2 separate regions of the Homo sapiens genome follow, and region 2 is linked to region 1. Evidence: chromatin contacts called from ENCODE Hi-C or POLR2A ChIA-PET data. All regions are on one chromosome and are shown on one strand. The core of a region is the stretch at or near the end of the contact, and the rest is flanking DNA. Distances in the headings are between cores, read along the strand shown.

Region 1 (4,801 bases), core at 1,070-3,569:
TTAATTCCTTTTCCTTCCTCTTGTTGGCTGGATTATATATCAGGCTACATGTGTGACACAAATCTTTTAAGTAGAAGTTCAAATGAGGAAGAGCCATGAAGGAAGGAATAGTGGAAAAGTGAGACGGAAAACTTGCCTGTACAATGAGTATTTTTTGAGTTAAAAACAAAGGAATGGATAAATGTAACATTTGTTGTGCTACATGTCCCTCAGTATCCATGACGAATTAGTTCCAGGACCCACCTCGCAACCACAGATGCCAAGATCCACGAATGTTTAAGTCCCTGGCATAAACAGGTGCAGTTTTTGCATATAACCTATGCACACATCCTTCTGTATACCTTACTTAAGTCACCTCTAAATTAGTTATAATGCCTGATACAATGTAAATGCTATTTAAATAGTTGTTATACTGTATTGTTTAGGGAATAATGACAAGGAAAAAGGCCTCTACATATTCAATACACATGCATTTTTTTTCCCTGAATATTCTGGATCCACAATTCATTGAATCCACATTGTGGAACTCAAAACTTTGGAGGGCAACTGTATTAGATCATGTAATTAACCCCTATAGGTAGATAACGTTATCCCCTTTTACAGGTGAGAAAATCTAAGAGGCTCTGAGGCATCTTCCAAAAATAAGATGACTTGAGAGGCCCAGAGAGGTTAAATAAATAGTGCAGAGCTCACAGGGTTAGAATTTGAGCCAGGCCTGTCTGATATATCTATGCTCTTGGCATCACTCAGAGGAGGTTAACCAAATGAGCAAAGAGAAAACCTTGACCGTGAGTTCTCAGAGCACGAGGCAATCAGCCACAACACAGAGAAAAGTGGGTTTTGAGGCAGCCCCTGCAGCAGGCAGGTGGGAAGGAAGAAGAGAGCGAGCTGACAGCTCAGTTCTCACGCCTTCTGTATTCCTCAGAATTCAGATTTTGGCCGTTTTTGGTGATCATCGTGATTCTAAGCGCACTGTTCCTTGGCACCCTTGCCTGCTTCTGTGTGTGGAGGAGAAAGAGGAAGGAGAAGCAGTCAGGTGAGTGGAAGGTCCTTAGGGTGGTGCTCCTGCCTGAGGCCTTGGATCCTGTGACTTTGTCCTGCGTCCAGTGGGATGTGTCTGGGAGCACAGCATCTCCTTTTCCTCAACGAGCTTTGGTATGTTTGTGTGCGTGGTGGCGGGGGGCAAGCAGGTTGCTAGGCTCTCTCTCCCAGTTCATGCCTTCTGATCCCAATGCGCAGATTTCCCTGTAGACAGCTGGTTTGGGAGGAGGTGTGGGAGGGGCAGTTCGGTTGCTGCCTCTGTGCTCTTTGGGGTTCCTGGGAAGAGCATTAACTTGCCTCCTTTCTAGAACCTTTTTTAAGGTTTGGCCATTTGGGGTAGAGGTGGGACCTGTTAGAAGCAAAAGCCCTTCTGGAGGTTTCTGCAGCTCTGCTCTTTGTTTTCTTCCTCCCTCAGAGACCAGTCCCAAGGAATTTTTGACAATTTACGAAGATGTCAAGGATCTGAAAACCAGGAGAAATCACGTATGTCATCCCGGAGGCTGGGGTCTCTCTCAGCTGGCTTGGAAAATGCTCTTTCAATGATGGTTATTCAGAGCAGAGGGACAAAAAGGACTGAACGACTGTCCTTTTGATGTGACCCTCAGCCCTTCCCCATCTATCTTTTCTCCACCTGCTTCCTAGTTCTGGTGATGGAGGAAAAGAGGAAACAAAAGGAGCAGAGGAGATGAAAGGGAGGCTGAAGGGGCATCTTGGTGCAGAATTGCACCTGCTGAGAAGGGATGGAGCACAACAGAAATCAATGACAGAGGCAGAGTGCTGCTGTGGTATTTGTTGTCTGACCACAAATTCTTTTTCCTAATGAGTCAGGGCTTACATTCATGAGTCCCTTAATGGTGACACAGGCTGGGAAGTGTGACCAGCCAAAGCATAATAGTTTTGTAGCTGGCTCAATAGGCTGCATTCACAGCCTTTTGGAAGAAGAGGCCTGAGTGTGGCTGAGGTACTAGAGAGAGTAACCAGCCTGGCACAAAGCCCACCAGCCTGAGTAGGCTCCTCCAGGAGCCTCTCGCCTGCTCTTCGCAGCAGGCAGGGGCCAACTCTGCCTGTCATCCAAGAATTAGAAGAGGAGGAAATTGCAGAGGGCCTGCAGATGCCCCCACTGCTGTGTCTCGCTTAGGGCAGATGTGGTGACAGGCCCAGGGGAAAAGCTCTGATGGAGCCTACCAAACTGCTGGCAGGAAGTGGGGCAGGGTGGGTGAAGTGGGGCGGAAGTGCCTTCTTTCCACTGCCCCCTGGCGCTTTGCTGTGGAGACCCAGCAGCACGCAGGAAGCACATGTGGTGGGGCTCTTCCGTGCTGGCCACATACGTGAGGCCCTGTGCAGCCTCGCAGAGCAGGCAAGCATCCTCTCCCAGATGCCTCTGGGTTCAGAGGCTGTTAGAGCAGCTCCCCATGCCTGTTTTTTTATTTTTATCTTTATTTATTTATTTATTTTTGCCCCAGCAGTGGCTATGGGAATGTGAAAAATAAAGCAGTGGCTATTGGAATGTGAATAATAAAAGGGGACTTTGTTTCTCTCACTGCTACCAGACTCTGGTACAAATTCCTGAAAGCATGTGAATCTACCCACAGCCAGTGATGCCCGGGTGCTTGCTAAAAATAATCTATTTTTCCAAAAAGAAGATGACTTGAGATTAGGAGACCACAGGAGGAAAAACAACTTAGAGCAAAGGAAACCTCTTTGGGATTCAGGCCTATTAGCTTACTTCTTCCGACTCAAGAGCTCCTCCCTGCCTGGCCTCAGCCCTCTCTGGCCTCTCCCTATTGTCTCAGGGCTCCAATTTGAAGGCCTAAATCTCAAGTTTCATGTGGTCTCACTTTGAGACCCAGCTCTAATCTTTCTAGAAACACTTCACACGGGTCTGGACGGGAGAGAAAAGCAACAAACTCCTGCAGTATTTTAAAACACAAATGAAGTTATTGACATTGTCAGATGCCCATGACTCCCCAGCCTCTAAGGACAGCTGACAGTTCTCTGCTTCTCTTAGCTTCTTCTTGCTTCCAGGAATTTTGCTTGCACCTTGCCTAATGAACCCTGCTGCCTCCACTGGCTCCCAGTAGAACCCAAACTGGCAATATGCTTTCAGTGGCCGGCAGCATGAAATACCTCCACCACCGATTTCCTAAGGGGTAGGAACAAGAAAAGGGAAGCAGGAAGCTCTGCTTCCTGCTTTGGCCCTTGGGTTCAGGGCTGCACCCAGCACTATAGCTGCCCAGGGCGCTGACTTGAGGTCAAGGGCAAGGTGGCCTCAAAGATGATCTAGAGAGGGCTTAACTGTGTTTGGTCTTTGAAATGTTTAAACTTTCTGAATTTCAGTGCTCTGAGGTAAGGCTCAGATAACAGCCCTACTCAGAGCTCTGCAAGGAAGGGTTTCTAAGTTACTAAAGGAAAGAAAGTGACAGCATTCTCTTTGAGCAGGGTTGCTGGAACCCCTCACACCTAGGTGGTTCCTTGCTCCTGATACTAATGGTTCCACTCCAAACTGCTCTTCTTCCTGTCTCTTCCCATCTTGGGAGGATCAATGACTCTCCCCAGTCCTGCCACCTCCCTCCCAGTCTCCTGAAAAGCCCTCTTCTTTGTGCTGTTTTTCCCCACTCAATCTAAATCTGGACAGACCGAACTGTCGCTCATGTTACCCCATCTCCATTTCTTGTGCAGGAGCAGGAGCAGACTTTTCCTGGAGGGGGGAGCACCATCTACTCTATGATCCAGTCCCAGGTACCTCTCCAGTTTCTCTAGTCCATTCCATACCTATCTCTGGGGTTTCCTAATGCCCCCCTGAAACTCACACCATTGAATGGCAGAATAAGATCTTGGTGCTTCTAGAATCCAGAAGATAGCTTGGCTTCAGTTGCATTAACACATTATTTGAAAAGATCCGTGTGATACTAGAGCATCTTAACACAGCTGGGAAGCCTGATGTGGACATTCCTTCTTCTTCCGTGTCTGGCAGAAGGTCTGGCCCAGATAAAGTCTATAGGAGCAGAAACCTGGTTAGGGGACTCAACTTCTGCTTTCTTGCCCTGCTGCTGCTTCTAATACTTGGGGCCCTTGCACTTTTTATCCCTATTCCCTATTATATTCGTTTTCAGGAAAGAATGAATCTGCATTGATCTCTTTTATTTTATTATGACTTAGCAATAATGTCCATTTTCTTTTCTTTTAAAACAATTTTATTGTTTAGAGACAGGGTCTCTTTATTTATTTTTTATTTCCATAGGTTTTTTTGGGAACAGGTGGCATTTGGTGTCATGAGTCAGTTCTTTAGTGGTGATTTGTGAGATTTTTGGTATACCCGTTATGAGACAGGATCTCATTCTGTCTACCAGGCTGAGTGCAATGGTAGAATCATAGCTTACTGAAGCCTTGAATTCCCGGCCTCAAGTGATCCTCCCACCTCAGCCTCCTGGGTAGCTAGGTCTGCAGGTGTGTACCACTGCACCCAGCTGTATTTTCTTACTAAATCTCACATAACAGCCTCATGAAAATAGTTCTAATACTTTAGATGTGGTCTACATTCCATATCACAATGAGGAAACCGAGACTCAGGTCAACTGATATCTCAAGGCTACATAGCTAGGTAGTGGCAGAGCTGAGCCAAAGGGTTTCTGAGTCTCCATTGCACCTCCTCATACTCCACCTCTTATATTCTGGGATTACAGAAATTCACTCATAAACTGGAGAAGCATCCTTTAATACTGATGGCTAAAATGACATTGATAACCCAGGCTGGGACATC
Region 2 (4,801 bases), core at 1,687-4,186, 73 kb before region 1:
CCCCTTCCAGCCTTCCGCAGTGTTTGTGTCCTTGGGTACTTGAGATTAGGGAGTGGTGATGACTCTTTAGGAGCATGCTGCCTTCAAGCATCTGTTTAACAAAGCACATCTTGCACAGCCCTTAATCCATTTAACCTTGAGTTGACAAAGCACATGTTTCAGGGAGCACAGGGTTGGGGGTAAGGTTACAGATTAACAGCATTTTAAGGCAGAAGAATTTTTCTTAGTACAGAACAAAATGGAGTCTCTTATGTCTACTTCTTTCTACACAGACACAGTAACAATCTGATCTCTCTTTCTTTTCTCCACAGGCTCACACCTGTAATCCCAGCACTTTGGGAGGCTGAAGCGGGTGGATCACCTGAGGTCAGGTGTTCAAGACCAGCCTGGCCAACATGGTGAATCCCCATCTCTACTAAAAAATATACAAAAATTAACTGGGTGTGGTGGTGCGCACCTGTAATCTCAGCTGCTTGGGAGACTGAGGCAGGAGAATCACTTGAACCTGGGAGGTGCAGGTTGCAGAGAGCTGATATCGCATCACTGCACTTCAGCCTGGGCAGCAGAGTGAGACTCCATCTCAAAAAAAGTTTTTTTAAATTTTATTAAAAAAATTGAGATGGGGTCTTGCTATTTTGCCCAGGTTGACTCAAACTCATGGGCTCAAGCAATCTTCCCACCTCAGCCTTCAGAGTAGCTGGGATTACAGTTCTGAGCCACCATACCTGGCTCAGCAGTGGGCTTTTGAAGGAAGAGTTGTGCTTTTTCTTTCATTAACCATGCTGGACTGCATGACTGGAGGATGTATTCCTGGTTTCAGGAGTCCTCTGTGAACCTCTGTTTAGCCTTGGTTCCCCTGCGAGGCTTCCTGGACTCCAAGGTTAGCTCCTAAGAAGGGCCTTCGCAAAGCTTCACAAAGAGTTACAGGCCTACATTTATTTTGATTGCTCTAATTTTCTAGACATTTTCCTTACTCTTTATTTTGAAAATGTTCAAATCTACAGTAAAGGGTATGGAAGGCAGAATAATGGCCCCCCAAAGATGTCCACATTCTAATTTCTGAAACCTGTGGATATGTTATCTTAGATGGCAAAAGGGACTTTGCAGATGTGATTAAGTTAAGGATTTTGAGATGAGAGGAGTGTCCTGGATTATCCAGGTGGGCTCAATGTAATCACATGAGTCCTTTAAAGGCAGGCAAAGGGTCAAACAAGGGTACAGAAGGCAGGCAGAGGGTACAGAAAAGGAAATGCGATGATCAGAGCAGAGGTTAGAGTGATGTGTTTTGAAGATAGAGGAAGGAGCCATGAGCTAAGGAGTGTGGGTGGTGTTTGAATCTGGAAAAGAAAACATTCTTCCCTGAGCCCTGAGAAGAAACAGCTCTGCCAACACCTCTCAGCTCCATAAAGCTCATTTTGAATTTCTGACTTCTAGAACTTTAAAACAACAAATTTGTGTTCTAAGACACCACGTTTGTGGTAATTTGTTAAGAGCAGAATAAGAAACAAGGTCTGCAGCTTGTAGCTGCAGCGAACACCGAGAATGAAGTATTCAGACAATTCCAGCTGAGCGGGACAAGTAGCAGCTCTTCTGAGAGAGTGCTGCTTTAAGATGGGTAAGCCAAGTATTTATTGAGAGGGCTTCTTAAACTACAATTTAGACAAACGAGACATTGGCTAGGTAACGATTTGCGGTCTGGTCACGAGGCACATATAGCCTTATTTGTTACATCTAAAAGCACTCAGACCACATTCTTAGGAGGCTGTTCTCAGCCCTCCTTATCACACAACTCCTTATTACACAGTTCCTTATCACACATTCCGTTCCTTGCCCTGTTTTCAGGGTCAAGGAATTTCAGTCTCATGCGCAAACAACATACACACAGTGCCTCAGTATTTTCCCATGCCTCGACCTCAAATGCCTTGCACATAAGCTTGAATATGTTGCTGTGCACCCCCCACATCTCCCCCTTCTTTAATTCTTAGAGCATGCTGGTTATCTAATGCAAGGTAAGCTTCTATCGTTCTTTCCTGATCATAGATGCGTGGGCGGGGGGCAGCACAGAGCCATTTGCAGATGCCTAGCAAACAGATACAAAAAAGAATAGGTATAGTGGCCATCACCCAAATGTGTATGTTTAATCCAGACAACTAAGTGTTCAGGTTCAACCATTGAAAACCTTCTTGTAATTGCTGAAGGATATTTGTTTGTAATTGCTGTGATCATTCTTTTTTTTTTTTTTTTTTTTTTGAGACAGAGTCTCGCTCTGTTGCCCAGGCCGGAGTGCAGTGGCACGACCTTGGCTCACTGCAACCTCTGCCTCCTGGGTTCACGCCATTCTCCTGCCTCAGCCTCCCGAGTAGCTGGGACTACAGGCGCCCGCGACCCCGCCCGGCTAATTTTTTGTATTTTTCGTGGAGATGAGGTTTTACCGTGTTAGCCAGGATGGTCTAGATCTCCTGACCTCGTGATCTGCCCGCCTTGGCCTCCCAAAGTGCTAGGATTACAAGCATGAGCCACCGCGCCTGGCCTGCTGTGATCATTCTTTAAGTTGTTTCTTTAACTCGCACTCAAGAGTAGAAATTTGAGAGGATAAGTGGTCCTGATAAGCCCCTTGTAGGTGCGCCTTCACTCTCTCCCAAGTATATTGGGAGCTATTATATGGCAGAGGTGTGACACAGATAGAATTATATTGCCAATCACAATGTAAATTTTGACAAGTAATGAATACCTGCTGCTGATCCCCCAGCCATTCAACAGCGGCTTTAAGAGCCTCCAGGTGAGACAAAATAGTTTTATCAATATTTACTTGTTCTTGAAATCCATGGGTTACTTTGTATACCATGTGGTTTGCTACCAAGGCTGTGTGAATAGATTGTGTCAGAGAAACAGCTGTAGTAGCGGCAGTTGCTAGTATTGAGAAGTGAAGCCAGCTGGGCTTCTGGGTCCTGTTGGGACTTGGAGAACTTTTCTGTCTAGATAAAGGATTGTAAACACACCAATCAGTGCTCTGTGTCTAGCTAAAGGTTTGTAAATGTACCAATCAGCACTCTGTAAAATGGACCAATCAGCAGGAGGTGGGTGGGGCCAAATAAGGGAATAAACGCTGGCCACTAGAGCCAGCAGCCGCAACCCCATTGGGTCCTGTTCCACTGTGTGGAAGTGTTCTTTCCCTCTTCACAATACATATTGCTGCTGCTCACTCTTTGGGTCCACACTATCTTTATTAGCTGTAACACTCACCACGAGGGTCTGCGGCTTCACTCCTGAGGTCAGTGAGACCACGAACCCACCGGGAGGAACAGACAACTCGATGTGCCACCTTTAAGAGCTGTAACACTCACTGTGAAGGTCTGCAGCTTCACTCCTGAAGTTAGCCAGACCACGAACCCAACGGAAGGAAGAAACTCCGAACACATCTGAACATCTGAAGGGATAAACTCTGGACACACCATCTTTAAGAACTGTAGCACTCACTACGAGGGTCTGTGGCTTCACTCCTGAAGTCAGCGAGACCAAGAACCCACCAGAAGGAAACAGTTCCGGACACAGTATAATAATAGCTGAGACAAAAAAGGCAATTAAAGTGGCCAAAAATCTTTTTTTTGAGTATGAGATAGTGCTTTTCTAAATAACCGTAGGGTTAAATTTACAGGGAGCCACAATTCTACATGCCATTTTAGGATCATGCCATAGGTTATATTTAACTATGTAACATTTTGATGAGACAAGCATGTAGCGTACCAACTACTGGAAGAGAAAGTAATACTATATAAGGATTGATTCTGTTCTATGTTAGGAATACCCTGCCCAGACAAAATTATCTAGGGGTGTGTAGTACAAATCAGGACTGTATCAGTAACATTATTGTGCAAGGAGAGGGTATAGTTGCCACTGCTGTAAATGTAATCACCATACAAAACAACGCATTCAAAAAAGGGAAGACCTAGTCTCCAAATTTGGGTATGAGCAGGGCTTAAAGCTTGCTTCCCTTTTAGTTGTAATATTGGTCCTGAAAGCCCATACTCTGACCAGGTGATGGAACTATTGGAGGACTCCCAAATCCAATAGTCTGATTTGCAGACATAAGATTAGCATGGGGACCCCAATCAAGTAAGGTGCCATTATTAAGCAGAGGCCCTTGTCGTGGCGCAGGTTGTCTGCATGGGGTTCACACTGGACAGCCTCAAACTTACATTGCCAGTCCCTTCTCAGACAGCATATAAGAAGACTAGGCACTTGTGTAGCTTCATTAGAGACCTTAGTGAGATTAATGGTAACAGCAGAAATAAAGGTCAAGTTTGCGGGCTTGGCATCCCTTTTGAGGTGACAGTAAAGATACTCCAGAGGAATAAGAGTAATGTGCTTATCATGGGCTATTGTAGAAAAACAAAGAAGGGGGTTGCTAGACAATAAAGTCAAGGAGTCATTGAGTTTAATCCATCCCAAATTTTCAGTTAAGGGGTAAGACAGGGGCATCCATCGACCTCCCATCCAAGAAGTATCATTAGATGACAAAGGCGGGTCAGCATCCCACCACATAATAACATTTCCAACAGTGGGATTCAGAATATGATTCCAGTAAACATGTTCTTGAGCTGATCCCACTTGGCAAAGGATGAGAATCACCAGCCACCCCAGCATCCATGTCTGTCTTACTTTCTCAAAAGCTCCCCCAATTACTGCCAGATACATAAGAAACCAATTCTCTGCAATTGCAGGGGCTCCCATGGCAACAAGCTGGATAGTTGCCTGTTGATCCAATTTCTTTAGCTGCCCTCAGGTAATGTCAGATGCCTTC

Evidence for each region. A loop is a pair of places that touch in the nucleus more often than their neighbours do. ChIA-PET counts read pairs that join two places held with the same protein, here RNA polymerase II (POLR2A). Pooled maps may share reads with other maps.
Region 2: a map of Calu3 shows a loop between it and region 1 (2.0-fold over the local background). The contact joins two enhancer-like sites. A Hi-C loop is called at or near these places in 1 of 168 maps with a recorded cell type or tissue (Calu3) and 1 of 50 pooled maps. POLR2A ChIA-PET finds 5 or more read pairs at or near these places in 4 of 52 experiments (A673, HEK293, MCF 10A and 1 more).

What each region holds. Positions count from the first base shown.
Region 1 is chr1:160,835,174-160,839,974 of GRCh38, reverse strand. CD244 (CD244 molecule) reads left to right here. Exons shown (of 9, transcript NM_016382.4): 4 at 926-1,036; 5 at 1,457-1,524; 6 at 3,721-3,780. Among named protein-coding and RNA genes, the nearest start is that of CD244, 25 kb to the left of the region's middle. RefSeq lists enhancers at 2,116-2,245, 2,249-2,763. Within about 2 kb of position 2,319, at least 12 of the 41 ENCODE cell types and tissues checked have a DNase peak (open chromatin) inside an H3K27ac peak, as active enhancers do.
Region 2 is chr1:160,908,651-160,913,451 of GRCh38, reverse strand. No RefSeq gene overlaps it. Among named protein-coding and RNA genes, the nearest start is that of ITLN1, 26 kb to the right of the region's middle. RefSeq lists enhancers at 1-55, 56-710 and a silencer at 1,679-1,973. Within about 2 kb of position 2,936, at least 2 of the 41 ENCODE cell types and tissues checked have a DNase peak (open chromatin) inside an H3K27ac peak, as active enhancers do.